2 separate regions of the Homo sapiens genome follow, and region 1 is linked to region 2. The links are chromatin loops, found by intact Hi-C in ENCODE. Cell type or tissue: K562. All regions are shown on one strand. Each heading gives the region's core, and the rest is flanking DNA. Links, peaks and the distances in the headings are about the cores only.

Region 1 (15,659 bases), core at 4,928-12,927, 52 kb after region 2:
ATAGTGCAACAGACTCGGATGGTAGTCCGCTGTCCAACAGCCAGCCTTCCTTCCCAGTGGAGATCTTGCCCTTCCTCTACTTGGGCTGTGCCAAAGACTCCACCAACTTGGACGTGTTGGAGGAATTCGGCATCAAGTACATCTTGAACGTCACCCCCAATTTGCCGAATCTCTTTGAGAACGCAGGAGAGTTTAAATACAAGCAAATCCCCATCTCGGATCACTGGAGCCAAAACCTGTCCCAGTTTTTCCCTGAGGCCATTTCTTTCATAGGTGAGACTAATTAATAGTCGTCGCTCTGACATTTAAATGCAAAATTCCTAGCCATTCATAGAGTTTAAGCTGTTAATCGTTCTTGCTGCTTGCTAATTTGTCTGACTGCAGGTCTCTAATGTTCCTAGAGCGTCCTTAATTCTGGTTTATCTTCTTGCTAAAGGAAGAAAACCTGCCTTTTGACATGGCTGCAGATCACAGGTGTATTTGAAACGCTGTTTCTTGAATCTTTGAATTCAGTCATTGACAGTCGTTCATAATCGGACAACAGATTTTTCCCCCCAGTCTTTGGACTCAGGGGAAGGGTCAGATAGAAGTACTCACTATAGACAGGAATTCCAGCATTGCTTTATAATTTAAAAACATCTAGGAGTTATTTTAGGACATCAAGTTAGTTGTTGGAAAGCAGTATGAATGCTGAATGTTATCCAGTTGAATGATGCGGTGATACTGGTAACAGTGAGACAGTGGGTAACCTGAGCCCAGCAGGAAGAACTGTGGGCTGGAAGCCTGGGAGAAGTGAATCTCCAGGCATTGTAATGCATTTCCTATTACAAAGGAACTCATTTTCAGGCCGTGTCGACATCCTGTTCCTCCTAATGGGCCGTCCCCTGTGACTTCCCTCTCTCTTTTAAAATGCCTGAATACCTCCATTGTTAGCTGCACAACATTTGGAGCATAATTTAATAGACCCTTGCAGTCTGGTTGTCTGTGTAAAAGGCATTCACGAACATATTGCAGGGTTTCTGGTATTCACATGCCGAGGCAAAGAATGCACCCATTAAGGAGTTTTTTGTTGGCAGAAACTTAATACAAAAGCTCTCTTTTCAGAAAATATCTGAAATATGTAATTGTGTCCAGTGTACATGTTTCATTTCAGTGATACATTTTCTGCTGCTTGTAGGGCTCAACTGCCACACACAACTATTATTATTATTATGTTTTCAAGTTCAGTTTTTAGACTGATCATTCACAAAGGGTGGTTTTCAGTCTGCTGAGATCTTGCTTTTCTTTTTGTGTTCACAGATGAAGCCCGGGGCAAGAACTGTGGTGTCTTGGTACATTGCTTGGCTGGCATTAGCCGCTCAGTCACTGTGACTGTGGCTTACCTTATGCAGAAGCTCAATCTGTCGATGAACGATGCCTATGACATTGTCAAAATGAAAAAATCCAACATATCCCCTAACTTCAACTTCATGGGTCAGCTGCTGGACTTCGAGAGGACGCTGGGACTCAGCAGCCCATGTGACAACAGGGTTCCAGCACAGCAGCTGTATTTTACCACCCCTTCCAACCAGAATGTATACCAGGTGGACTCTCTGCAATCTACGTGAAAGACCCCACACCCCTCCTTGCTGGAATGTGTCTGGCCCTTCAGCAGTTTCTCTTGGCAGCATCAGCTGGGCTGCTTTCTTTGTGTGTGGCCCCAGGTGTCAAAATGACACCAGCTGTCTGTACTAGACAAGGTTACCAAGTGCGGAATTGGTTAATACTAACAGAGAGATTTGCTCCATTCTCTTTGGAATAACAGGACATGCTGTATAGATACAGGCAGTAGGTTTGCTCTGTACCCATGTGTACAGCCTACCCATGCAGGGACTGGGATTCGAGGACTTCCAGGCGCATAGGGTAGAACCAAATGATAGGGTAGGAGCATGTGTTCTTTAGGGCCTTGTAAGGCTGTTTCCTTTTGCATCTGGAACTGACTATATAATTGTCTTCAATGAAGACTAATTCAATTTTGCATATAGAGGAGCCAAAGAGAGATTTCAGCTCTGTATTTGTGGTATCAGTTTGGAAAAAAAAATCTGATACTCCATTTGATTATTGTAAATATTTGATCTTGAATCACTTGACAGTGTTTGTTTGAATTGTGTTTGTTTTTTCCTTTGATGGGCTTAAAAGAAATTATCCAAAGGGAGAAAGAGCAGTATGCCACTTCTTAAAACAGAACAAAACAAAAAAAGAAAATTGTGCTCTTTTCTAATCCAAAGGGTATATTTGCAGCATGCTTGACTTTACCAATTCTGATGACATCTTTACGGACACTATTATCACTAAGACCTTGTTATGGCGAAGTCTTTAGTCTTTTTCATGTATTTTCCTCATGATTTTTTCTCTTTATGTAGTTTGACTATGCCTTACCTTTGTAAATATTTTTGCTTGTGTTGTCGCAAAGGGGATAATCTGGGAAAGACACCAAATCATGGGCTCACTTTAAAAAAAGAAAGAATAAAAAAACCTTCAGCTGTGCTAAACAGTATATTACCTCTGTATAAAATTCTTCAGGGAGTGTCACCTCAAATGCAATACTTTGGGTTGGTTTCTTTCCTTTAAAAAAATTTGTATAAAACTGGAAGTGTGTGTGTGTGAGCATGGGTACCCATTTGATAAGAGAAATGCATTTGATTGTGAAGAAGGGAGAGTTAAATTCTCCATTATGTTCGTGGTGTAAAGTTTAGAGCTGGAATTTATTATAAGAATGTAAAACCTTAAATTATTAATAAATAACTATTTTGGCTATTGAATGTGTGTTTTTAAAAACTCAGTTATACCTATGTGTGAAGTGACACATTTTAGAACTTTTTCATTCAGGGATTGATTTTGACTTGTAGGCATAGTAGGGCAAGGTTCTTTTAAGCTTTTCCTAGAACGTTTTTCAGCAGCAGTTTATGAAATTCATCGTTTGCCACGAATAAAGATGACATCCTAGAATGGACCGACTGTACCGTGTATATGAACAATACCTCTTATGAGTATAGTTCCGGCTTAAGATTTTAAAGCCCCTGAAGAAAAATGAACCTATAGAGCATAGCTTGCTGAGGAATACAATTTGGATATTAACCACAGAGAGGTGTAGCAGAATACCAAGATGACAGCCACATGTTAACCTCCTCCCTATCCTTCACTGTCAGGATCTTCTGCTTTATAATGCTGAGATAATGCCAAAGAGGAAGTAGGGATAATTCTTTTTCCAGTCTGTTGTCATGGGCAATTCTACCTGCAGATATCCTAGTGTGAGAATGCTGAATCCAGAATGATGTCTCCACTTTTTCCCCTAGCATGCGCATGGCAAGGCATATCTAAGCTTCCTCACCGTGTCAGGATATGGCTTTAGAATTTTACATTGGCACTTAGGAGGCAACTTTGTCATCCCTGTTGTAATGTGCTTTTTTGTTTAACTGGCTTGGGATGTGGGTCAGAAACCCTTATTGAAACTTGTGGGGATTATTTTAGTTTCTTTTCAAGCTAAAGACTTTATATCTTGCCATTTTTCTTGGGACCTACCCTCTCCTTACCTCAAATGTAAAAATACACAAACCAAAATAAAAGGCAGGTGTATGGAATCAAAAGAACTAGAACGTACTTATATTTGGGGCTCTTTTTGCATGAGCTCAGTCCCTTCATGTGAAGTGGGGAGAAGAATGAGCTTTTCACCTACATGGCACATGAGTTGACTGCTTGGTCGTCTACACTAACTTAGGAGGCAAGTGGCCTTCATTCGATGGCAATCATATAAAACTGTCCATGGTGATTTTTAAGCAACTAAGTATAAAAAGCAAACAGAAATAGTGCAAATATATATATATACCAAGTCAGTCTGTCCTATTTGGGTGTCCCAAGTCAGCAAGAGCACAGAAAGGAGAAGTGGATTGCAGTTCAACTTGGCTCGTGTTAATCCAGTTCTGAACGGTTTCCGCTCCTGGCATTCCCTAAACTGCCTGTTCAAAGTAAGGATTTGCAAGCAGCGTTAGCAATTTCCTGTCCAGCTGCAGCTCAAGTAGCTGGGTGCTTTTCCCCCCTTTCTTTTCTCTGATTTCTTTTCTCTTTCTTTTTCTTTCTTTCGTTTTTTAAAAAAATATGGGCTGTGGATAATTTTAGTGCATTTCCTCTTTGTGGATTATTATCTCTTTCCTCCTAGAACCTGCATACATTGAGTTCCTACTGCTTGGCTCAAGCCGACAGCTGGCCTCCCCAGCACTTCCTCTCGTTTTACTGTGGGTTTGTTGTTTGTCAGTCCACTTCTGAAATTAATAATGTTTTCTGGCTAAGTGCCACAAGCCATTACCACAAAGGGGAAGTAACACATATGAATAGCAGGAAGCCATGCAGGGTCACAGTGTGAGCTGAACCTGTGGAGGGAGCATAATTGAGCCTGGCCCATTCAGCAAGTGTCTGACTGCAATTTGGGGAGAGGGAGCTCGCTGCATCTAAGCAGCTCAAGCTGTGAAAAAAAAAAAAGTTTCCAATAAATTGGGAGCAAATGGTCTTTGTCACCAGTCTGAATAAAGGAGAGAGAGAGTATGAAGAGCTTAGAGCCTCCATAAAGTTGCAATGTTTGAGGTTTCTCCCCCTTCTCCTGACATATTGTTTCAGAAGGCTGGTGAACAGAGGGGTGCCTGTTTCCCTCTATTCTCACCAAAGGACTCATGTTAAATGGGTGGTTTTTACGGTTCACATAGGCCAGAAGATTCAAAGAGCTATTCTCTTTCCTTCTTTTTCTTCTGTGGAAGGTGGAAGGTTGTAACTGACAGCATGGGCCCCCACCTCTCTCTGTGCCTCCCTTTCTTCCAGCTATATCAGGGCTCCTCTGGTTCCTTTGTGCTTGCAGTAGCCGCGTGAAGGCGATCATTTTGCATCTTGGAGTTGGGCTGGCTTCCTGAATGGAGCCCGCACGGTTACTAGGGCAACCTTTGCCAGCAGCTGCAGTTCCACCGCCTCCTTCCTCACCTGCTGTCCCCATTAGTAGCTTCCTCAGGTCTCTGAGAAAGCGCTACCTTTCCTGGCCTTTTGCAGGGGCAGGGGGGTAGGGTGGGGTATGGCTTTTGGGAAGGGGAGGTTATCAGCAGGTTTCCTGGGAGCTGCAGGAGACAGAGATTGCAGTGGTTAATAGTATGAACTGGTCTTAGCGTTAAAATAGGAATGAAAAAGGGTTATCTGGGGATAAAAATACCAACACAGTCTTCAAAGGAATGAAAACTGAGACTTGCACCAACCTTGACAATTAGGAGACCTGAACTGTAGCTGCTGCTTTCTTGCTAATGAATCAGGTAGCCCTGGGCAGGGCACCCAATCTTACCGCATTTCTTTTTTCTTGTCTGTAAAAATGAGGGAGTTTTTACCTCCCATTCTAGGATTCTCTCATAATTCCAGCTTCTGTTCATGGATTGGTGACACTTATTACATGATAAAATGAGGTGCGGAGCAGGTGAAACAAATAACTAACATTTATCATGAGTACCAGATACTATACTTTGTATCTCATTTAATCTTCAAAACAGCTCTGTGAGATAGGTCCTATTATTATCTTTATTTTGCAAAGAGGAAACTGAGGCAGAGAAAGGCCAATAAAGCCTAAAGCCACCTTTATGGGACACCTGACACATAATGTTAGAGAAGGTTTGCATATCCAGTGCTTGTTACTGCAGAACTGAACCTTGAGCCTTTGGCTCTTCCTGTTGGAAACTGCTTGTCATCAGTATTTGCTCCCCTTTATAAAGTCTCATGATGTCGGCTAGGAAATGCTGTCCCCATTATACAGCTGAGGAAGTGGAGGAAGCAGAGGTTAAATGACTAGCCAAATTCCATGTGAATTCCACAGCCACATGGGAGGCCCCAGCTGGTGTGCTGTCAGAGAGGTGTCCACCGGGGGTAAACTTCCATCCTCCTTCTCCGCAGAGAAGTTGCTCTTCCTTGGTCCCATTGGCACTTAAATTATAAAACTACTTTTCCTAAGTATCTCTAAAATGGCTACCAGCTAGCATAGGGCCTGACCCTGACCCTTGCCCATACTCCCCTTTCAGGATGACACAACTAAACTGGCCCCAAAGAAGTTCACTTCCTCACTCTTATCCCTCCTAGAGGCAAACTGGGAGAGGGAGGTGGGTCAGGGGAAAGGGGAAGGGTGTGAAGAAGCAAGGAGGAGAGGCAGAAGACATATATATGGTGCAGGTCTACAGAAGAAGAGAGGTAAACTGACCAGCAAATTAGCAAATAATGGAGATGGGGGTTTTTAGGATACAGCCAGGGCAGATCATGTGGTAGCTGGCTGTAAGAAAATATCCTTGAAATGTCCTCTTAAAAAAAGTCAGTCTTCAGACTTTCAGCTGCTTCAGAAGGATTACTTTGGGTGTAAATTTATATGCAGTTCCTCACACAGCCATAATCGTTTTCGGAAAGATCCTGCAAGACTTTCAAATACCCTTGTTCCTCCCGTGTTCTCACTGCTCACTTAGCAATTGGCCCTGAATCAGTCCAGTTATGGTGAACGAATTTTCAAACTTCTTTAAAGTCCAAAATCGATTTCCTGAGAATATTGAAGGGCACAGAACAAAGTTCAAACAACTCACAAATATTTATCCAGGCCTTGGTGTGCATTGCACTGGTTCGATGAAACAAGTTAAAAATAAAAGGCAACGAAAGACCTCCCAGGAGCCCTCAGAGGCTGAAGGCAATGACCCGTTTCTAGATGGAACCGCTAAAGTGCCCAAATCAAAGAGGAGCCCTGAAGAAACTACCGGGCAAGGTCTTGTATTTCCCTATCTGCTTCCAACTAACATTTTAGATCCCACATTTTATTTTTTTATATAGGAAAGGATTAATGGCCCACATGTATGCAATTTGACCCACTCACTTTCTTACTTTGTCATGGAAAACACCACTAGAGAAGGCGTGCATATCTATTAGCCATCACTGATGTAATAAAAACATGTTAAACCACCATACCGTCAAACATGAACTCTCAGACACTCAAAGGAAAAGTGAGGAAATATCATTCACTTTTTGATAATGACATCCGAGAAAGCACGAAGCAAGTCTGGAAAAGGTTGCTAATTCTAAAGAATTCTGTTTCCTACTTTTGGGGAAAATCTAAGTATTTATCACGTTAAGTATTTTTCATTGGGTCCAGTTTAATTCCTACTGCAAACACGAACAGAAGGAGGAAAGAAAGAGCGGAAGGAGCAGCAGGGGATCTTCGGGTGTACCTGGCTCTCTGAAAAATTGTAGCAGGAATACCCTTTTATCTTATGTTCCATTTATTTATTGCTACATTACAAAGCGCCCCAAAACTTAGTGGCTTCAAATAACAGTCATTTATTTTGTTCCTAAGTCTGCATTTGGTCAGGGCTCAGCAGGGGAGGCTGGCCTCTGATCAGCGCAGTTTTGTCAGGGGCAGCTCAACTGCTGGCCAGAGGATTCATTTCTAAGATAGTTCACTCACTTTGCTGGTGAGTTGGTTTTGGCTTTGGCTGCCCACTGGGACCTCTGCCAGGGGCCGGGGCTGGGGACTTTGGTTCTCCATGTGGCCTAAATTTCCACATAGTATGGTGGCTGGGTTCCATGGGTGAAATCCCCAGAGAGAGAGAGAGAGAGAGAGGCTGGTGGAAACTATGTTGATTTTTATGACCTGCTCAGAGGTCACTTCTGCTGCATACAAAGTTTAAGGAGAAAGAACGTAAAAATCCATCTTTTAATGGAGGAGAGGAAAAATTCTGAAAAAGCACAAGAGATGGAAAATATTGTTGCAGTTGTTCTTGGAAAGTACAATGTGCCACATCTTGGTTGCGTGAATGTTGTTTCAATGTGGGACTGTGAGAGTAATAGTGAGTACCCACGGAGATAGATATGAAAGTGTTTAGCCATACTAATTTCTTGGTTCAATCTTGAAAACATTCAACAACTGCTATAATTGTTCCTTTATTCCTATTTTTTTCATCTGTTTCTAACGTTAACAGTAGAGTAATGCCGTCAAAACACTCTTTAAAGGCCGGGTGCGGTGGCTTACGCCTGTATTTCCAGCATTTTGGGAGGCTGAGGCGGGTGGATCACGAGGTCAAGAGATCGAGACCATCCTGGCCCACATGGTGAAACCCTGTCTCTACTAAAAATACAAAAATTAGCTGGGCGTGGTGGCGCACGCCTGTAGTCCCAGCTACTCCGGAGGCTAAGGCAGGAGAATCGCTTGAACCCGGGAGGCAGAGGTTGCAGTGAGCCGAGATCATGCCACTGCACTCCAGCCTGGTGACAGAGCGAGACTCCAGCTCAAACAAAGAAACAAAAAAATTTTTAGATTGACCCATAAAATAAAACAGTTTTTATAAAAGAATATTAATTTTTTTATTTTGTCAGAGAAAACATTATATTTGAGATTGAGTCGCCCAAGTTATTGAGTGTAGCTATGGTATACATTATTTTCATGCAAAATATAGTGTTTCATGTATTACATTATAGTAGGTAATCTTACATTGGTAGAATTTGGGTTTTTCCCCCTAATTTTGACTATTTTGAACAATACTGCTAAGAATACTTTTGTGCATGTATTCTAATGCTCATGTGTACACGTTTCCCGGTGGTTTGCAGAGGAGTGGAATAAGCATAGTTTGTGTAGAACCTCAATTTCAGACAATTAAAATCGTTTTTGAAGTGGATATTCCAACTTATATTCCCACTAATGATATTTAACTTTTCATACTCTCCCAAATTTTTTATAAACACTTGTTTTGTTTACACTTTTTAGTTTTCACCTATCTAGTAGATGTGAAATGGTAGTTTATTTTGATTCTAATTTCCATTATTCTGATTCCTAATGAGGTTGGATCCTTTTCTTGTGTTCATTGGCCATAAGATATTTTATTTTGTGAAGAGCCTGTTCAAATCTGTTGTCAAGTTTCAGTTGTGTTACTTCTATTTTTTTGTATTGATATCAGAGGTGCTTGGACACTCTAAATACTAGTCCTCTATTGAGTATATGCATTAAAAATATCAGTACAATGCTTTTCAAACTTTGTTCCTCAGGGAAGGACCAGGCTACATTTGGAGGCAGGATGTACACTGCACAGCTCTACAGGGTATCAGTCAGAAAGATAATGATACAAATGGCCATGCCCAACCTGTATAACCCTACATGGAGTTCTAGGAGACTCATGTGGGACTTGTGCCTAAACATATTTGAAATCCACTCATTGAATCCATTTAACAAATGTGGAAACAGAGTCAGAGAGATTAAGTTGAAAGAATAGATACTTTTGATTATCTCGATTGAAGTGGGGCTGGCCTAGAAGTGTTTTTGGTTATACTAAATCTTGAACTCAGTTTTGAAGAGGGGCTAGTTTTTCACATAGATGTGGAAAAGATGTGACAGTTGTGAGTAATGAATTACACCCAGCTTTGGAAGTAGTAAAAGACAAACTTCCTCGCAAGAGATGGCAACAATATTTTTCAAGATGTAAAACAGAGATAAAAAATCAAGATGCTTAGGGATATGAGAGATAAAATTTAAAGAGAAGTTGCAAAGTGCAGAAATAACTGTATTTTTTTTGTCTGCCTATCCTCCCTTCCCAGTTACTTGTAGTTGTGGAATTCTACAGTATCAGGGAGGACTAGGTTCAGAAGTCTACAACAGAGAATGAAAACTGAAAATTATCAAAACTCATGAGGGTTTATTCTCATCTATAAAAGCCAGGAGTGGGAAATTCAAGCCTGGTAGGACAATTTTATGAGATCATTTGAGATTCAGGCTTCTTCTGTCTTTGATCTTAAAGATCACAAGATAGAGATTCCCTGTCCAGTCATACATTCTGTCACCGAAAGAAGGAAAGAGAAAAAGAAAAAAGGTTTACTTCCTTGAGTCAATTCTCTTAAAGATGCCTGCTGGAAATCCTACAGCAGACTTGTACTCCATGTTCTTAATGGCTGGAATTAGCCACATGGCCATAGCTAGAGAGGCTGGGGATACAGACTTTCAGTTGGACACAAGCTTCCCCTAATATTAGTTTGGTGCAAAAGTAATTGTGTTTTTTGCCATTACAATCATTGCAAAAACTGCTATTACTTTTGTACCAATATAACTGAGGTTCTGTTTCTCAGGAAGTAGGGGGCACTGAATGTTAGTCATCTACCTTCTTCTTTTCTGGAGAAAACTCCATTCCCATCATAGGGAAGGGTATATAACCCAGCCCAGGCCAAAAAAGGCCTCATTTTCTGGTTTCAGTGATTGTTTCAGGGGTGGGACATGATTCCATTTCAGCCAATCAACTTATACCTTGGATTCATCTATGGAAAGGATTTTCTCTTAGAGTTGCTAAGCCCCGGACTTACTGATTCAGAATTTTTGGAAATGAAGCCTGGGAATCTGGTTTTTTATAAATGGCCCTCAGGTGATTCTTTTGATTGTCCTGTTTGGGAATTACCAGATCTGCCATGTGTAGTAAACCAACATTTAATCTAGCATCTCCTCTCTTAGGGCATTCAAAGAACAACAGCATTAAAGGGAGCTTGCTAGATGTCTTTCCAAAGATGGACATCAAAAGGCTGAGCATATAGTGTAGGTATAACTGCACCATAACTATCATGGGCTCACAACTATAGACTTTTAGAGTTATGATTTTTTTTCTAGTTTGTTACTTGCCCTATAAAGTAGCACTTGAAAATATAAATAGTCCTAAAAGCACTTTTTTAAAAATTTTACCAGGGCTTCTAGGTCTGCTTTGCTGGGATTTGGTGTCAGAATCTGTGTTCACTTAATCAGTACCCTTTGTGATTTTATCAACCTGATCCGCCAACTCTTATGTTTTGTCTTTCTAGGCTGAAGTGTTTTAAAGTCTCTTTGGTTTCTTTTCAAACCCTAATCATTTTAAGGGACCTCCTTTAAGTAAGTTCCAGTTTCATTATGCCATTTTTCAGGTTTGATGGCTGGAACTATACTCAGTATTTCTGGAGCCAATGAATTCTGGTGTCTCTCTGTGTATATGTGTGTGCGTGTGTGCAAACGCTCATAAGATTGTGCTTTCTATTTTGTTTTTGACATCCTTCCTGATGATGCTTGCTTTTGTGACTGCCACAATACATTGGACCGACCCCTTCAGGGAATGGTCGGCAATGATGCCATCATCCTTTTCCTGGATCACGTCTGCACTCGGAGTCCTTGGTCTTCTAAGCACGAGGTGCGTTCTCTTTTCCTGCAGCTATTCCTGTGCAACCAACTGCACTGAGCACGGCTATTTACTGGCTACTCACACATCTCTGCAAGACCTTCCTGACGTTTATTATTGTCATGATGATGTTTGAATTCTCAAAAAATCTCTGTGTCATCTATTGATTTGAATTTTCACTTTATTGATGTTTAAACCACTTTTGAAAAATGATAGGCATACATACATACAGATTCATGAAATACACATTTTTAATATATCCTCCAGCAGAATAGTGATTACTTCTTTAATATGCCCTTATAATATCCATCAGCAGCCCACAATAATAGAATCTGATTGACAAAACAGTGAGCTTCATATTAAAATATAGCTTTACGATAATTTCAAAATTCCTTATCCCCCTCCCCCAATTTCAATGAGATTGTTATTCCCAAACCCTTCCTATAAGGATATTTTGGAATTGCCACTGATCTCTATCCAAGGTTTCACATTTTTGAGTCCCTTCTAACTCTTTGACAGAAGCAATTCAGGTTTAAAACTTTTAAAATGAGAAATGCTGGCTGAGTGGACCATAAATTATGCCCATGGTTTGATGAGGCTATCTCTGTTCTGATCCTATTTTCAGCTGAGGAGTGATGGTTACAAGCTCAGTCAGTGGGTTCAGTTTTCCCAGATGTGAACCCAGATCTGTCACTTGTTAGCCATGTGACCTTGCCTAGTCTGTGTAGATCCTCAATTTCAGACAAGTCTCTCTGAGCCTTGGTTTCTTCACCTGTGCAATGAGAATAATAATAACACTTAGCTGATGGAGTTGGGAGGATTCAATGAGAAAATTGACGTAAAGCACCTAGAAAAATGCAAATAAATTGTAATTGATGAGGCTCTGGGGAATGGAATTATGTATGCCACTATTCATTTATTAATTCAACAAGGCATAGACAACCTATTATATTCAGGGAATGTTCTGAGTGCCATAAAGAGATAAATTAGACACAAATTTGACCTTTCAGCCTTGAAATGAAAACAGCCTTGAACATAAATCATTATAAGATATAAAGTAACAAGTAGCATAAAGAACATAGTCTCTGGATTTAGACTCTTGCAGGTTCAAATATAAGCTTCATCACTAGCTACCTGTGTAACCTTAGGCCAGGTGCTTAATCTTAGTAAGTTTCCCATCTGTTAAAAAATGGAAATAATAATGGTATTTACCTCACACTGTTGTTATCCGGATTAAATGAGAAAATGCACGTAAAATGCTCAGCACTTCGACTGTCACATAATGTGTAACATAAACTGCTTTCATAAGTAAGATCCAGAAGTACTGCAAAAATTTAGTGGAGCAGGGGATTTTATTTTTCTTTTGTTTATATCCATTTGTGGAAGGGAAAGGTCATGGAAGACTTCTTGCAAGAGACTGATAAATCATAAAGCCAATCTATTATTTTTGTTTGTTTGTTTTTTTGAGACAGAGTCTCACCCTGTCACCCAGGTTGGTGTGCAGTGGTGCAATCTCAGCTCACAGCAGCTGCTGCCTCTTGGGTTTAATCGATTATCGTGCCTCAGCCTCCTGAATAGCTGGAATTACAGGCATGCACCACCATGCATGGCTAATTTTTCTATTTTTAGTAGAGACAGGGTTCTGCCATGTTGGCCAGGCTAGTCTCCAACTCTTTTTTTTTTTTTTTTTTTTTTTTTTTTTTTTTGAGACGGAGTCTCGCTGTGTCTCCCAGGTTGGAGTGCAGTGGCGCGATCTCGGCTCACTGCAAGCTCCGCCTCCCAGGTTCATGCCATTCTTCTGCCTCAGCCTCCCAAGTAGCTGGGACTACAGGCGCCCGCCAACACGCCCGGCTAATTTTTTGTATTTTTAGTAGAAACGGGGTTTCACCGTTTTAGCCAAGATGGTCTCGATCTCCTGACCTCGTGATCCGCCCGTCTCGGCCTCCCAAAGTGCTAGGATTACAGGCGTGAGCCACCGCGCCCGGCCTAGTCTCCAACTCTTGACTTCAAGTGATCTGCCCACCTTGGCCTCCCAAAGTGCTGGGATTACAGACATGAGCCACCATGCCTGGTGCAATTTATGAATTTAAAAAAGAATACATTGTGCTGTTTGCCATCAGGCTGGCTCAACTATCCTACGAGGTAGGTTTTGTAGGGATATTAAATTTCCATCCTTTAGATGCTTAAACAGAAACTCAGAGAGTTTAAATTAAGTAACTTGCTGAAGGTTCCCCAGGTACTTGATGAAGCTGGTATTTGCTCACAGGGATGTTTGACTTGAAAGCCCAGCTGCTGCTTTTTTTTTTTTTTTTTTTTGACAGAGTCTGGCTCTGTTGCCCAGGCTGGAATGCAGTGGTGTAATCTCGGCTCATTGCAACCTCTGCCTCCCAGGTTCAAGCAGTTCTCCTGCCTCAGCTTCCTGAGTAGCTGGGATTACAGGCGGCCACCACTGCACCCAGCTAATTTTTGTATTTTTTTAGTAGAGACAGGGTTTCACCACGTTGGCCAGGCTGGTCTCAAACTCCTGACCTCAGGTGATCCACCCACCTCGGCCTCCCAAAGTGCTGGGATTACAGGTGTGAGCCATTGTGCCTGGCCAAAAGCCCAGCTTTTTAACATCTGCTTTATACTCTTCTCATGGTATATTGCTCATGGTACAGACTACTCTCTTCCCAGGGTGAGAATAGAGTTGAATTTGCGATCACAACATTGCTGATGAGGCCGGAATCAAAATCAAAGGAGTTTGTGCCATACTTCATCTAAGTTATATAAAGGTCAAGAGAAATATTCCTGCTCTGCGGTAAAACAAACAAAACAGACAAAACCACATCTTTTAAGTTACTGGAAGGTTAAGTTCGATTGAATGATGCTGGATACCTCTGATAGATTTTTATCCTTTGGCTCTCTTGTCCTTGTCTGTTTTCTGGAACTCCAATACCCTCCACACCGGCCATTAAGCTGTGGCTAATGAAAACACAAATTAGTTACATTGCTTACAGGTTAGAGTCTTTGCGCTACTCTAATCCCTTGATGAGAGATGGGAAACACCCTGGTTTTATCAACAGCAGATTGACAGATGGTTTTCTAATGGTCAAAATGGCATCTACATTTATGGAGCCCTTCCTTTGTGCCAGGCTGGAAGCTGTGTGCAGATGATCTCATCTCATCTTTAGTACCCTCTTGCGAGGTAAGGTTACTGTCACACAGTGGTTAAGCACAAGGGCTCTGGAGCTTGATGGCTAGGTGCAAATTCTGGCTCCATCACTTACTAGCTGTCTGACGCTAAGCAAGTTGGCTAACCTCTCTGTGCCTTAGTTTCCTTATCTGTAAAATAAAAATAAAAAAAAAAAGACATGGTCAGAAGTAACTGAATTAATACACTCAGTATGATTAGAACAGGGCCTTGATTGTTGTAAGTAATTAATACATGTTAGCTCTGTCGGGGAGGGAAACTTTTTCCTCTATCCTCTTAGGTTTAACTTTTGGAGGCTTGAAAATTAAACTCACAAAAGATAGATTAGCAAGAGAAAACATGTATTTTTATTCACATAAGTACTTGGGAATTTACCAAAAAGTATGACTCAAGGAGGTGCTTAGAATTGGGTGAAGGAGAGGGTGAAGGAATAGGTGAAGGAGGAGAGAGGGAGAAGATTACTTATAGGAAAACAAATGACTTGTAGGAAAGATAAATAGGCCTGTAGGAGAATAGATGGGAGATACTATCATTTTGTGACAATGCCTGTTTAGGTGATTTCAATCTTTCCTGGTTACAAAACTCCTGGGAGGGGAGTTTTAACAGTTGAATTCTTTTAGGAGGCTCTGCTTTTAAGCAGATAACGAATGTTTAGAAGAAAACTCTTCACAGTGTTATATTCTGGATTCTTTCAGCTCTTATTATCTCCATTTTGTAGATGGGAAAATGGAGGCTTAGAGTGATTAATTATCTAGGATCTCCAAGTGGTAAACAGTAGCGCTGAGATTTGAAACCGGGCTGGGCTGACCTCAGAGCCTTTGATCTTTCCGCTAAGAGGTCTCAAAAGGAGAAACTCTAATCTTATCTGAAAATTCTAGGAGCATATAAATTCTTTGGGATAAATTTAACATACTGGATCTCAGCATCATCATTTGCAAAATGAGAGCATTGAACAATATGAATTTTAGTGGCCTTTCCATCTCCAAAGACATTCCTTGTTTTGGGAGTTTTAATCACAATTATTAGAGAAGAAGTAATGGTCACATATCAAAGAATGTACTAGAGGAGATATTGCAATGTGTGTGTGTGTGTGTGTGTGTGTACACCCACGTCCATGTGTGTACACCTGCATATGTGTTTCAATTGCTCTGAAAAGACTGATTGTCTTAGGAAGGAAAGGGACCATCCTAAGATGTAGATACTTTAGTTATTTATTTCCACTGTATATGCTGTTGACCTAGGATTCTGCACGTCCTCAGGGA
Region 2 (15,659 bases), core at 3,835-11,834:
ACTCGTATTGTTCGTTGTTTGCATTAGGTCAACCTAATGCTCCAACATTAACCTAGAACTGTAGTTTTCTTGATTACAGCATGGCTGACCCATGCAAAGTTGCTTACAAATACTTGAATTCACTAATGCTATTTGCAAATTACTGCAAGTGTCATAATGACACATTGTTCAGTTCTTAGGACTTTGTGAGGACCCATCTTGAGAAGGATTTGACTTCAAAAGATTGAGATTAAGGCTTAAAGAAAATAACCTTTGGAATTCAACCTCCAGTGAGGGAACTGGCAAGCAATCTTTGTTCAATATTTTTTTCAGAAGTGTCCTGAATGTAGGTGAACAGTAACCAGTGTGCTCCAGAGCCAGGCTCACAGGAAATCTGGGTGAGTCTAAAGAAGAAGAAAAAGAAAAATCTAATCGTGGGAAAGCATGGGAATAAAAAAAAAAATGAAAAAGGCAACTCAATACACTGTTTTTTTTTTCCTTTTTTTTTTTTTTTTTTTGAGATGGAGCCTTGTTCTGTCACCCAGGCTGGAGTGCAGTGGCATGATCTCGGCTCACTGCAACGTCTGCCTCCCGGATTCAAGCAGTTGTCCTACCTCAGCCTCCAGAGTAGCTGGGACTACAGGTGCGTGCCACCACGCCCAGCTATTTTTTGTGTTTTTAGTAGAGATGGGGTTTCACCGTTAGCCAGATGATCTCGATCTCCTGACCTCGTGATCCGCCCACCTCGGCCTCCCAAAGTGTTGGGATTACAGGCGTGAGCCACCTCGCCCTGCCAATACACTGGTATTCTTATCATTTCCTCAGTGCCCTGTCTTGTGCCTCTGGCCCTGCCCTGCTTATTCCACCTCAGGAAAGGACTATACTCAGAGGGCGCCTTCCTTGCCCCAGGACAGGTAAACAGGGTAAAGAATGGTGCAATGCCCTGCTGGCTTCCATTCCACATTGTGGAGGATGTTCAGGTGGAGGACATGCTGATTTCCTCCTCAACATCTGTTGTGTAGCCGCCATGTGTGAATGGGACCCTAGAAGCCATTAGGATGAGCCCAGATGGGTCCAAGCCAACACAACAATCCTATTTTCCTTGATCCAGTAATTGAATCAGGGGTAGTACAACCAGAGTGGACAAAATGCAAATCCATTCTTTCCCTCACTATGAAGGGAGAAGCCTTAGATCCAGTTGCATGCTGCTCACGGCATCTTGAAATTTCACGAGGGAAGTCACTCTGAGGATAAAGCTGACACACACACAAGAAGGCAGAGATGTGAGATGTGAGAACAACAGATGACTTGAGCCAGGTGACTGAGTCATGCCTGAGCCTGATTACCTTTAGGTGTTTCCCATCGGCATCCTAAGCGGTTCACGCAGCTTTCTGGAGGAAGTAAACCTGGAGAACACAAGAGTCCCTGGATATTATGTGACAGGTGTTAAGGTGGGCTGGGGGAGTGTTCCCACGCCAAAAATGTTTGCAAAGTATGGAATCAAGCAAAATGAAGTAGGCTACTTTAGAGCCATTTATAAAACCTAATACATATTACCCATTTCCAGGAAGGAACTACAGAGTGAAGCATTATGCAGACGTATTTAACCCAAGAATCAGATGGGTTGTCTGCTTCTGTATTCATTTGTTTTCTGGGAACACATCCGTGTTGAGGAGCACAGTTTGGGAATCTACACTAAGTTATTATCAGGTATTTACACCTTCATGTGTGAAATAGCAAGACAGAAAAGATGGTGGGCGCAGGACTTGAAATGTGAGAGAAAAACAAGGACAGGAAACAGAATTTCCTCCTTCCCAGGCCCAACCCAGAGCTCCTGGAACTGGGAGCAGTTGATTCAAGGTTGGTTTGCCATGCTGGCTATGTACCACAATAATCCCTGGAGCTTCTGGGAGCTCACCCAGATTCGAATTCAGCAAGTCTGTAGGATCCCAGATGAATGATATACATATGCATAGGTAAGATATAAATAAATAGGCCAGACATGGTGGGTCATTTTTATAATCCTAGAGCTTTGGGAGGCTGAAGCAGGAGAATCACTTGAGGCCAGGAGTTTATGACCAGCCTAGGCAGCACAGTGAGACCCTATCTCTTAAAAAAATTTGTTTTTAATTAGCCAGGTGTGGGGGAACGCACCTGTAGTCCCAGCTACTTGGGAGGTTGAGACAGGAGGATTGCTTGAGCTCAGGAGTTCAAGGCTACAGTGAGCTATGATCGCAGCACTGCACTCCAGCCTGGGTTACAGAGCAAGATTCTGTCTCAAAAAATAATTATTTGTTTATATCTTATAATATGTATGTGTATGTCTATCTATAGATATACTGTATTTGCAATTTGTTTTATGGAGATAGCATATTCATTTTAATAGTAATGGTAAATAAGTAACCTAATGACAATTGCTTCATGATGCACTTCAACAGTTCTTATTTTAACTTTTTTATTTTGAAAAAAATTTCAAATTTACAGAAAAGATGAAGTAATAACACAAGGAATTGCCATACACCTTTTACCCAGGTTCCCCAGTTGTTAACATTTTGCTGCTTTATCATTAGCTATCTGTCTTACCTATTTTCTGAAACAATTGAAAATTGGAGACATGATACTCCAGTTCCACTAGGAATGTCAGTGTGAATTTCCTAAAAGACAAGGCCAAAGGCCAGGCACGGTGACTTACGCCTGTAATCCCAGCACTTTTGGAGGCCGAGGCGGGCAGATCACGAGGTCAGGAGATCGAGACCATCCTGGCTAACACGGTGAAACCCCGTCTCTACTAAAAATATAAAAAATAAATAAATTAGCCAGGTGTGGTGGCAGACACCTGTAGTTCCAGCTACTCGGGAGGCTGAGGCAGGAGAATGGTGTGAACCTGGGAGGCGGAGCTTGCAGTGAGCCGAGATCGGGCCACTGCACTCCAGCCTGGGTGGCAGAGCAAGACTCCGTCAAAAAAAAAAAAGACAAAAGACAAGGCCATTCTCCTACACAGCCACAGTTGTCAAGAGCAGCAAGTTGGCATTTCCACAGTATCACCATTTAGTACACCATCTCAGTCATCCCATTCTAATTAACCTATTGTTCCAATATGTATGGACATTTTTTTTCCTCCTATTTTTGAATCCAACCCATGATCATGCGATTCATTTACTTTTGATGTTTCTTCAGTCTTCTTCAACCTAGAATAATTCTTCTATCTTTTCTTACCTTTCATGATCTCAATATTTTTGAAGATTTCATGCCAGTTATTTTGCAGGCTTCTCAGTTTGGGTTTGTGTAATTGTTTCCTTATGGTTGGCCAGAGATATCACAGATACCACCTTATGGTGCTGTGTTCCTCTCAGAGCGTCATATCAGAAGACACATAATGTCAATTTGTCCCGTTATTTGTGATGTTCACTTTGATCTCTGGTCAGAGTCAGGCAGGTATATTTAAAACAAACTTGAGGTTAAACACCACCATTTGGAGTATGACGGTTTCTTTGCTCCATCTCTGCATGAGAAGATGAAAAGAAGACAGGTGAAAAGAAAAGTGAAAGACAGTATATAACTGAGGGCAACGAGTTTTCTCAGTTTAATGATTTCCTTGATTATGAACAGGAAGAAAATATTTTTTTCTCTCTTCTAACAGAAAAGGGTGTGCTAATGACAGACACATTCAGGAAGTATCAAGTTTGCTATTACACAGATTATGAAACATGTTTATGCAGTATCAAACCAAAATATTACTCTAGGTCATGTTGCTTTTTTTTTTTTTTTTTTTTTGAGACGGAGTCTCACTCTGTCACCCAGGCTGGGGTGCAGTGGCATGATCTCAGCTCGCTGCAACCTCCACCTCCTGGGTTCAAGCGATTCTCCCGCCTCAGCCTCCCGAGTAGTTGGGACTACAGGTGCATGCCACCACGCCTAGCTAATTTTTGTATTTTTAGTAGAGATGGGGTTTCATCATGTTGGCCAGGATGGCCTCTATCTCTTGAACTCGTGATCCACCCACCTCAGCCTCCCAAAATGCTGGAATTACAGGCTTGAGCCACTGCGCCCGGCCAGGATTACCAATTTTAAACACATAGATGCATATTAATCGATAGAGATAAACATACAAGTAAAAGTTTTTACAAACATGGGGACTTTTTTTTCTTCTAAATGTATGATTAATAACTTCCAATATCAACGTATACACCAAATACATTGGAAAGGCTGCACCGATTAGGAAATTGGTTAAATATAACCAATCTGCTATTGTGAGGCTCTTAGATTTGTTTCTAACTGCCTGCTCTTACAAACAGTCCAGCCAGTGAACATTCAGGCAAAGTTCCTTAATCATTTCCTTAAGAAAAATTCCCAGAAGTGGTGTTGCCAAGTGAGAGTTTATACATATTTAAGTTTTCTTTCTTTCCTGATTTTCCTGCTCTAAAGTTATACCTCTTCTGGCCAGGCACGGTGGCTCACTTTGGGAAGCCGAGGTAGGCTGATCACTTGAGGTCAGGAGTTTAAGACCAGCCTGGCCAACGTGGCAAAACCCTGTCTTTACTAAAAATACAAAAATTAGCCAGGTGCGGTGGTGTGCACCTGTAATCCTGGCTACTCAGGAGGCTGAAGCAGGAGAATTGCTTGATCTCAGGAGACGGAGGTTGCAGTGAGCTGAGATCACACCGCTGCACTCCAGCCTGGGCAACAGAGCCAGATTCTGTCTCAAAAATAATAATAATCGTAAAGTTATACCTGTTCATCTCTTTCATATGTCCTAATAATCATATGCCATTTCCCTAGTCGGCTCATTCTTTTACACTTTCAGACTGCCCACTCTCTGCTGATGGCATTGCTTCCTATTTTGGTGAGAAAATAGATGCCTCTGGAAGTTTTTGAAATCCCCACCAACCCTTCTACCCACCTTCCAGTATCTGCGACCCTAAGCCTTGCCTCCCCTTCTCTTGACATGGAAGAACTGACTTCACTTTGGGCACTGGATCCTAGCCCCCTTTGCCTACCCGAGGATGTAGCTCCAGTAAGTCTCTAAAAAACTTTATTTTGGCAAATTTCTCTTACTTGAACCATCAAGTTTTTCTTCTTTTTCTTCTGTGGTTCATTGTCATCAGCATGCAGCTTTAATTTTTTGCATCTAGAGATAGACAAGCTGGGCTTAGTGGCTGTCACCTATAGTCCCAGCTACTTGGGAGGCTGAGGCAGAAGGATCACATGAGTACAGGGATTCGAGACCAGCCTGGGCAACACAGCAAGACCCCATGTCAAAACAAAAACAAAACCCGAATAGACAAAACCCTTCTCTAGGCCCCATTTCCATTTTCAGCTGCAGATTTATTTTTCTTCTCTTTGTAGAAAAACCCCTAGAAAGTGTTGTCTTCATTCACTGTTTCCAGTTCCACCCATTCTTTGTTAAACTCACTCCAATCAGACTTTCTTTCTTGTTTTTTTTTTTTTTGAAACGGAGTCTCACTCTGTCACCTGGGCTAGAGTACAATGGTGTGATCTCAGCTCACTACAACCTCTGCCTCCTGGGTTCAAGAGATTCTCCTGCCTTAGCCTCCCAAGTAGCTGGGATTACAGGTGCCTGCCACCACGCCTGGCTAGTTTTTTGTATTTTTAGTACAGACAGGGTTTCACTATGTTGGCCAGGCTGGTATTGAACTCCTGACCTCGTGATCCACCCACCTCAGCATCCTAAAGTGCTGGGATTACAGGCATGAGCCACCTCGCCTGGCCTGACCTTGAAATCTTTCTTAGCAGCCTTTATTTTTAGCATCTTCCCAAATTCCCCTGTCATCTTGATCACTTGTCAGTACACACACACGCACACACATAAACACGCACATCTCCTTTTCCTTTAATAATTGCAGGGATTCAAGAGAATGAAAATCTCTGCTCTTCAGAAAATTATGGAATGATCTTAAAGAAAATTTGTGGAATTTGAGAAGCCATCTTGTTAAAACCAAGCAATCCTAACTGTTTGAATTAGAGTTCGTGAATTGGTCAAACGTAAACACAAGCTGCCATTCCCTGGTGGATATTTACAGAACTGTCATGAACTGTTGCTGCCCCATATAGTCAACTGGTCGTGCACTGCATGACTCCAGGGGGAACACTATTTACATGCAGATGACAATGAGAAGTCTCTCCCTGGATTTGGTTGGTGTGACAACCCCCAAAAATGTCTGGCTGGATTAATTCAATTTTATATCATTTCTAGGTTATTTTCTTTTTCTCACTCTGTTCTTCTCCCTCCACATATATATATTTTGTTTATTTGTTTGTTTGTATGTTTGTTTTGAAACGGAGTCTCGCTCTGTCGCCCAGGCTGGAGTGCAGTGGCCCGATCTCGGCTCACTGCAAGCTCTGCCTCCCGGGTTCACGCCATTCTCCTGCCTCAGCCTCCTGAGTAGCTGGGACTACAGGTGCCCACCACTATGCCCGGCTAATTTTTTATAGTTTTAGTAGAGACAGGGTTTCATCATATTGGTCAGGAAGGTCTTGATCTCCTGACTTCGTGATCTGCCCACCTCGGCCTCCCAAAGTGCTGGGATTACAGGCGTGAGCCACCGCGCCCGGCCTACCCTCCCCATATGTTAACCATTTGTCTAAGAGAAGAAGACTCTATTGTAATAGTCAATTTTTAAAAATTATCCTTTTAGTCCCCCTCTCCCACAAAGTGGGGATGCAAGCCATTTGGCCTAGGAAAATGGCCAAACATGCCGTGGAATGAGTTTGCTGACAGGACTCTACAGAGGAAGCTTGAAAAGAAAGCAAACAGCTGACCTTTGAAACTCATGGCACCTCTGGTGGGACAGGCAGAGGCTATGCGTCTTCAGACCCTTCTGTCTTGGCTCTTTACTCTCTCCCCCAAATCACCTGCTCACACCCCACGATCTATGTGATGGGCCTTATGTATTTAAATCTAATTGTTTCTCATTACTGTTAGAACTTTTCAAACATTTTTTAAACCTGAGAATCTCTTTCTTCCAAACAAGGAATATAGCAAACTGTCATACAAAATGTTAAAACAGATCAAGGCAGAGCTGCTCTGTAAGCCTTTTGAAATTGGAATTAAAAACCTTGCACTTCTGCTGGAATACACATAAAAGCCTCTCCTTTTCCTCCCAGCCCCACCCTGGCCTCTGGTAGATTCTCCCAGAGAGGACAGTGAGGCCCTTGCCTAGGGTACAAAATTTTAGAGGGAGGCAGGGGGAAGTGGCAACAAAAAACTCAGTAACTAAGAGAAAGACTATTTTAATGCAATACTTTATTTATTTATTTATTTATATTTTTTCGAGATGGAGTCTTGCTCTGTCGCCCAGGCTGGAGTGCAGTGGCACAATCTCAGCTCACTGCAAAGTTCGCCTCCCAGGTTCAAGTGATTCTCCTGCTTCAGCCTCCAGAGTAGCTGGGATTACAGGCGTGTGCCACCACGCCTGGCTAGTTTTTGTATTTTTATTCAGGACGGGTTTCACCATGTTGGCCAGGCTGGTCTCGAACTCCTGATCTCATGATCCACCCACCTCGGCGTCCCAAAGTGCTGGGATTACGGGCGTGAGCCACTGCGCCCAGCCTGCAATATTTTAAATACAAAAATTCATGTGAACGAATTATTAAAATACTAATGACAGGATCAGCAATAGTGTCTTACTGAGCCATACTGGAGCCTGAATCAAAAGAAAAAATTAGTAATGCTAGTGATACTGTCTTTATCTTTATAATATTCTTTGATTACTGAGTTTTTGGTGTCCCTTTAAATTTAGGGCTTAAAGTAAGTGACTCACTCTCCTTAACTGAATTTTGGCCCTCATGCTATCCTTTACGTTCATCACTCTGTGTTGTTGTACAGCTGAATATTTCTTGTCTCTCATTCCCTCTTAGAATGCATGCTCCCTGAGTGCAAGGACAACGTCATACTCATCTTTGCATCTCTAACATATGTAACTTCTCTGGCTTCAGCTTGCTTATCTGTGAAATGCAAAACTGGGTAATCTTGAATGTCCTTCAGTATCTGTCTATAGAAGTCTATCTATAGAAGTTCAAGTCACCCCAAACTTTCTCTGCCTGGTGGTTGATGGTATCAATGAGGCAGCCACAAGAGTGCTGGTATTTTGCAACAGATTAGAGAGCTGTGTTCAGTAAAGCTAAGGGGTTATCTGTAAAACACACTCTTGGATGGATAATTCCTTTAAACTTTCATTTTGCTGGGACTGTACTTAAAAAGCCATTTGGAGGGTTATCTCTCCAGTAATGCTGTCCTCGTTGGGAAATTCAGGCATCGCCCTTTAATTAGGTCAAATATGTTAAGAAATAGCTTCCCCCTTCTGGTTCCTTTCCTGTTAGACTGGTTGTCTTAAAATGTGGGGAAAGGCCATGAAGTATTGAAAAACATTTTATGTTTTCTTACCATCCTTTGTGTGTAATTAAGAGGGGAGAAACATCTGAAAAGAGTGAAGCAGTTCATTGCAGGCATAAAAAGAAATGCATGGAGCACCTACTGTCTACCTACTATGTCCAGCCCTCTGTGGGAACAACAGCATATCAGACAAGATTTCTGTTCTCGATGAGTTTTCAAGACCCTGCTGGGAATGCAAACATGAGCAAAGAAAAGCCAGAAGTTGGTTTTATAGCCAACTGCCAAGATCATAAGAAAATGGAGTCAGAATCGTGGAAGAAAAGGAGGAAGCAAATTACCTTTAGGTGCCTACCATGTGAGGACTTGAAAACATTACATGTCTTTTTTTTTTTTTTTTTTTTTTTTTTGAGATGGAGTTTCGCTCTTGTCACCCGGGCTGGAGTGCAATGGTGCGATCTTGGCTCACTGCAACCTCCGCCTCCTGAGTTCAAGTGATTCTCCTACCTCAGCCTCTCGAGTAGCTGGGATTACAGGCACGTGCCACCACGCCCAACTAGTTTTTGTATTTTTAGTGGAGATGGGGTTTCACCATGTTGGCCAGGATGGTCTCAATCTCTTGACCTCGTGATCCGCCCACCTCAGCCTCCCAAAGTGCTGGGATTACAGGTGTGAGCCACCTTGCCTGGCCTACATGTCTTTTTTATATGAAAACATGTCCTCACTGTCTTTTGAGTTAAGTTCTAATATTAATATCTCTGATAGACTAATAAGGACACAGGGGCTTGTAGTTAAGGTCACTCATGAATATTATTTGCTTTCCCAAAGTATTTGCATAAAGTTATTCTAATATGTTTGAAATGGGTAACTGGATCTGGATACTATTTAGTTTAACTAAATTAGGAAGTATGGCTTGTCTTTCTTCCTCCTCAGTGGTATAGAGCCTTGGGTTTGGAAGTGGCTGTTATTTAACCATCTCCTCCCTGTGCGGTTTGCTTGTTAGGACACCGGTGACCAGAATTTGGAAACTCTAGTTGGGGAATTTACACAGGCCATTAATTTCATTTTCACACTCAAATATGATTTAGGCCCTGCTACTGGGTCATCGGAAATAAAGTACCCATGTATTTTATTTGGTAGTTCAAAAAGCTTTGTGTTCAGTGACCAGTTTTTCCCAGCTGGCTTTATGCTCCAGGATTGTCCTCTCTTATTTCCAAAGGCAGGCTAGATTCCAGCTGTTTCCATTAAGGAGGGCTCAGGTGAAAGCTGCCTCCTCCATAATTTTAAAGCCATAACCTTGAAATGATGGCTTTGGAGCAACGGAGCCTGTGAAACTGGCTCGGTGCTTTTTTTCTGTCTTTTTTTGATTGATTGTTTTCAGTTTACCCTGTTGTTCTACCTCTCCTCCTTCCTCCACCCCTGACCCTGGAGTGGGGGAGGGATTGGGATTTAACCATCCATGAAAGATTTGGTAGCCTTGAAATGTGGAGTTCTATTTACCTAGAGGCCAAATATGAGGCCGGAAACAAAGCACATATACCCGCCCTCAACCTCAACCTGGATCCGATCTTCTCATTGCAAAGCAAAGGAACTCAACGAAACTCTCCAAGACTCATGAGGTGCACTAAGTATTTCCACTGCTAAAGAAAGTCACATGACTTAAGAGAGGACAGTGAGTTGCCCAGCAGTGGCAACTTTTGAGGCAGGGACCACCTCAGTAAAAGTATCCACCATATCAATTTTAAGATTTTAATTTTAAAAAATGGTTACTTTCTGTTTCTGTGGGATGAGTAGAAAATCCATTCCATACTTGCTTAGTGACTTTTTAAAATTATCCAATGAAATCTTAATAGAAATATTGGTGCAGAACTCTTTGAATGTAAAATTTAAATCACCATACCAAAGGCTAAGAATATGAAATAGTGGAAGGATGGCATGTGATGGGCTTGTGGAACTTCTGGGTAAGTGGTTTGGATGGTTTCTTCCATTAGGCAGTATATATGTGCTTTGAGTCAGACCTGTGTGTCTTCCTGGGTCTATCCTGACAGCTGATAAAAGGCTTGCAGCCTTACATATCTTTCCATGGCCACACAGTCTTGTTAACACACGGTGGGCAGAGTGGCCTGGAGGTGGTCAGTGAGTCAGCAGTGTGTTTCCCAGGATGGTGAAACACAACTCTTTAAAACTCTCTGGGGACTGTAAGAGACCCAAGGGGAAGAAGGCAAAATAAGTAGAAAATATGGTTCCTGGAAGAGCTTATAATTCAATTGTAGGAAAAGAACCCAAATACAGGGAACTTCTCATGAAGTGAAAGTCATGAATACACCCAAGCATACCATGGCACACAGGGCCATCTCAACTGTTCATGGATTACACTACCTACCATCTATATCTCCCCGACCTTCCTCTACTTGAAAATCCAGCTCAGGCATCAGCTTTTCCAGGAAGCCTTCTGACACCCCAGAGGATGAATGTCTTGTCCTCATACTTCCGCATGCCTATCTTGACCATTGCCCTTATCACAGTTTATTAGGATGTTTTTTTCATGTGAACTGTGACCTCCATGAGGGCAGTGACTGGGGTTTACTCATCAGTGTAGCCCCAGCACCAAGCCTAATGCCAGGCACAAGTAAACACATGGTCATAGTGAGCAAATCAGTCAACAATAACTGCTGAGGGTTTACAGTGACAAGGAATGACTGTAAGGTCATCAGGCATAGATCAGATGAGTTGAGTTTTGAATGAAGTTTGAAGGAAGTAGAACTAATTGGATTAGTAGGAAGAAGATTGGGCGTATCATTTATGGGAAATGTCAGTAGCTGCCTTGAGCTCACTCTCATGGAACATTGTACAGGGGATTTTAATGAGAAATGGAATTAATAAAAGAGGAAAGAGGATAGTCAGAGGACTGAAAGCACTTTGTATTCTGGACTTGATAGGCAGACTGTAATTCCACTACTGTAGATGAGAGGGTGGGCCAATGCCAGCAGTGCCCTGATCAAATTCTCACCAGAGAATCTATATTCGGCTTATTTAAATCCTAAAGTGCTTTTAGTTTAATGCAGCATTTCCTTCATTTCCTGTCTGAAATCCTTACACATATTTCAGTAGTAGCTGTGGGTTATTTCCACAAACTACAGTAAACCTGCCCCCGCAGAGGTCCAAGCCAACTGAAGTTTTTCCTTAAGGCTGCAACCTTCTTATCTTCAAGTGACCTTAATCTCACATTTATTATGACTTGAGCATCATTTCTCATGTATTCTCATATAGTAAAAAGCCCTTACTTGAGTTCTGCAATCACAGCAGCACCATCAGGAAGAGGAAATGAGCAGAGTTGTTAAGCAGAACACGCTGTACCTTTTTAAACATTAACCATTGTTCAGGTCTGTGGACCGGGCTGCTGAAAGCAATGGTGGGAATCAGGAATTACATGCAAAAAAAAAAAAAATCTACCTATGGAAAATTTTAGCATTCCCTTAATCTGTCTTGGTCCCCAAAGTTATATGGGCTTTTATTTTTAAAGACATAGAAGTGTAGTTAAGCTGACTTATCTCTTATCTAAAAATAACTCTATCTGACCCATGTCATGTTCAGAAGAGGACAGTCATGCTGTCTGACAGCATTTAAGTTGGTTTGACCTCACACTATTAGTATATTACTATGGAAGTGGTTTGTGTTCTATGAGGAACTTTGTCTTAGCAATTAAAAGGAACTTCATAATCTTTGCTATTTGCTGCCATAGCCTAGACATATAGTGGGTTAGCAGTGATTTTATAATTAATGAGTAACTTTTCGTTGCTCTCTTGATTTTGTTTTTCTATAAATGTGGATCACGGAAACCAGCATTTAAATGATTCTATGAGAAATGTGGTGGCTGGCCTGGTGCAGTGGCTCACGCCTGTAATCCCAGCACTTTGGGAGGCCGAGGCAAGCAGATCACCTGAGGTCAGGAGTTCGAGACCAGCCTGGCCAACATGGTGAAACCCTGCCTCTACTAAAAATACAAAAATTGGCTGGGCATGGTGGCATATGCTGTAATTGAAGCTACCTGGGAGGCTGAGGCAGGAGAATCGCTGGAACTGGGAGGTGGAGACTGCTGTGAGTTGAGATCGTGCCACTGCACTCCAGCCTGGGCAACAGAGCAAGACTCTGTCTCAAAAAGAAAAAGTGTGGTGGCTGCAGTCATCATTATTGTCATCATTTTGTTACTGGGCACTTACTATGAGCCAAATACAGAACAAATGATTTCTGTACATTAGATCCTGGCACTTCTATTGTAGTACTTCTCAAGGTGAACTTAAAGGTGTGGTATAAGTATCTATCTCTGCTATATGACTAGTCTCCAGAGTATAGGGTCTATATCTTATTCTGTTAGCTATTCTAACATCCTGCATGTATCAAGGCACTCAATAATTGTCTGTTACATAATAGAAACAACTTGAGATAACAGAATTATACCACTTCCAGGATCTTTAAAAAATTTTATAGGCCGGGCGCGGTGGCTCACGCCTGTAATCCCAGCACTTTGGGAGGCCGAGGCAGGCGGATCACACGAGGTCGGGAGTTCGAGACCAGCCTGACCAACATGGAGAAACCCCATCTCTACTAAAAATACAAAATTAGCCGGGCATGGTGGCACATGCCTGTAATCCCAGCTACCTGGGAGAATGAGGCAGGAGAATCGCTTGAACCTGGGAGGCGGAGGTTCCGGTGAGCCAAGATTGTGCAATTGCATTCCAGGCTGGGCAACAAGAGTGAAACTCCATCTCAAAAGTAAAATAAAATAAAATAAAATTATTAGTGTAGTACTGTTGACACAATGGTATTTCTAATAACAAATTCTGGAAACAAACTAAATTTTAACTCTAGGGAAATAGTTTAATGTAAGCAACAATATAACTACTCTATGTAGTATTAGAGTGCTGGTAGAAATGAAAATTTTTGAAAACAAAACTTGTCACCCTGAAAAAGCTTCTGATGATGTCAGGCAAAAGTGTCATAATACTAAATTGTATATACAGTTTGGTTGCTGCCATGTTAAAGGAGGAATGTTATTCATAAAGACAAAAAAGAACCTAAGGAAAAAATGTACCAAAATTTTGATAGTAGTTAAGGTGGAATAATTATGGACTTTTTTTCTTCTTTTCCCTGTTTTCCACATTTTCTATGCCACTTTTATATTGAAAATGTAAACACAATTTTGAAAGAAAAAGAAGAGGCCGGGTGCGGTGGTTCATGCCTGTAATACCAGCACTTCGGGAGGCTGAGGTGGACAGATCACAAGGTCAGGAGATTGAGACCATCCTGGCCAACATGGTGAAACCCCATCTCTACTAAAAATACAAGAAAATTTAGCTGGGCATGGTGGCAGGTGCCTGTAGTCCCAGCTACTCGGGAGGCTGAGGTAGGAGAATTGCTTGAACCAGGGAGGCGGAGGTTGCAGTGAGCCGAGATTGCACCACTGCACTCCAGCCTGGCGACAGAGGGAGACTCTGGCTCAAAAAAAAAAGAAGAAGAAGAAGAAATAAATAAAGAAAAAGAAAACAGTAATGTTTATAGCATTATCCTTGGTTAATGAGGTAATGGGTGATATTTATTTAGATGGTTCTTACTTTCAAAATTTTCTACCATAAACATGGATAACTGTTTTTTATTTTAAAAATTTCTAAACATAGCAAAGGGACACGTGCAGTGGCTCATACCCGTAACCCCAGCACTCTGGGAGGCCAAGGTGGGAGGATTGCTTGAACTCAGGAGTTTGAGACCAGCCTGGGCAACATGGCAAAACCTCATCTCTAAAAAAAAAAAAAAAACAATAATTAGCTGTGTGTGGTGGTGTGTGCCTGTAGTCCCAGCTACTCGGGAGGCCAAGAGGTGGGAGGATCACATGAGCCTGGGAGGTCAAGGCTGCAGTGGGCCACGCTCCAGCCACTGTACTCCAGCCTGGGAGATAGAGCAAGACCCTGTTTAAAAATAATAATAATAATAATGATAATAATAAAGCAAAGGACATTTGGTAGTAAAACCCTTAAAATTCATGTCTCCTTCCTGACCCCAGTGGTTCAGAAGACTCCTTGGAAGACTCTATTGGGTCAAATATGAAAAGATCTCTGTGGAATTCCTCAAACTCACGTTTGGCCCAAATGACGGATTGCTTAACGGTGCCACTGTTGTGGTAGTAATGCAGACTGTGAATAATAAGAACAATAATGAAAGTGTGGCCATTTAACTCGAATGCTCGTTTGATTTGCTGAAAGGCAGAAGCTTTCTATGTCGGTTAGATGTAAACTGCACAGTTCGGCAGGCCACACTGTGAGGACAGGCCTGGAATAAGGGATGTACTTGTACACGTATCATGACAGAAACACATTTACTGTGAAGGCAGCTGTTACTCAAAATTATAAAAGGCCTGGATGTTGGGAAATTTTTCCCTTCGAAGTCCCCTATGAAGATTTCAGAAACAGCTTTCCCCAGTTTTTTCACCTCTAGACCGTCTCTGTATTGAGGGGTCTCTCCCTATTTACCCTGTCTGCCTGCTTGCTCTGTTTTTCTTCTTCTCCCCACCACTCTTAGCTCTCTTAGGTACCTTGCTTCTTGCTTATTTGTTACCACAATTCTACTGAGATGTCCTGACATCTCTGGCTGCAAGGCACTATTAGCAGACGGTTCCCATCTTGTTTTAAACAATCCTCTTTTAGTGTCTACTTTGCATAGCTCCTGGGCTCCATTAGCTTTAATTATCTAGCAGGAGAGCCATCCAGACAATTTCTGGTGGAATAAAATTGGACCTTTCCACTGAATAACAACAAAATAATAATAAATAAATTTAAACCCTGAAAGAGCATTAAGTTCTTGGTTCTGCGCAAATCAGGAGAGATTATTTGCAAACATCAGGATTAATAATCAATGAATTAGAAAGAATTCCTGATCCTATTAGAAATGCTAATCTCGTGAGAACAGAGAGAACGATTTGTGAGAGGAGCTGAGCTGCCAGGCTGTGCCTGTCTCCACTGTCCTGCTGTGTGAGAAAGGAGGGAAAGGGCAAAAGGAAAGAATATTTGTTCAATACCTACTGTGTTCCAGACATTGGGCAAGGGACTCTCACACAATCCCTCTAGCTAGTCCTCACAGCAATCCTTCAAGGTAGTATTATGATCAGCCTTGTTCCTGATGAAAAACTGGAATATCAGCAAGATTAAGTAGGCTGACCTGGGCCACACATCCAGGAAGTGGCAAATTTGGACATGGGGGACTTGAGTGCAGGACTTTGTAAGTCCAAAGGTCATCACTTTCTCATTACAGCAGTTGCAGAGCTTGGTTAAGTAGCTGG

What was found. A loop is a pair of places that touch in the nucleus more often than their neighbours do. Peaks named below come from ENCODE experiments on the same cell type or tissue, not always from the same donor. Only the 100,000 strongest peaks of a DNase experiment are listed, where the experiment ranks them.
Region 1: a loop joins it to region 2, with 2.0 times the contacts of the local background. A loop is called at or near these places in 22 of 110 quality-filtered maps.

What each region holds. Positions count from the first base shown.
Region 1 is chr12:89,335,202-89,350,860 of GRCh38, reverse strand. DUSP6 (dual specificity phosphatase 6) reads left to right here. Exons shown (of 3, transcript NM_001946.4): 2 at 1-273; 3 at 1,300-3,626. The coding sequence ends at 1,607. POC1B-DUSP6 (POC1B-DUSP6 readthrough) reads left to right here. Exons shown (of 11, transcript NR_189589.1): 10 at 1-273; 11 at 1,300-2,796. Among named protein-coding and RNA genes, the nearest start is that of DUSP6, 9.5 kb to the left of the region's middle. RefSeq lists enhancers at 504-1,138, 4,509-4,688. In K562, for the core only: no CTCF peak of the experiment used is centred there; no DNase peak of the experiment used is centred there.
Region 2 is chr12:89,386,262-89,401,920 of GRCh38, reverse strand. All of the region lies in intron 9 of POC1B-DUSP6 (POC1B-DUSP6 readthrough), which reads left to right. It overlaps LOC124902980 (a long non-coding RNA gene), which reads right to left. Exons shown (of 2, transcript XR_007063400.1): 1 at 15,403-15,659; 2 at 7,224-7,549. LOC124902981 (a long non-coding RNA gene) reads right to left here and starts at 3,721. Exons shown (of 2, transcript XR_007063401.1): 1 at 3,196-3,721. It also overlaps a transcript of POC1B not described here. In K562, for the core only: no CTCF peak of the experiment used is centred there; DNase peaks (open chromatin) are centred at 7,960 and 10,408.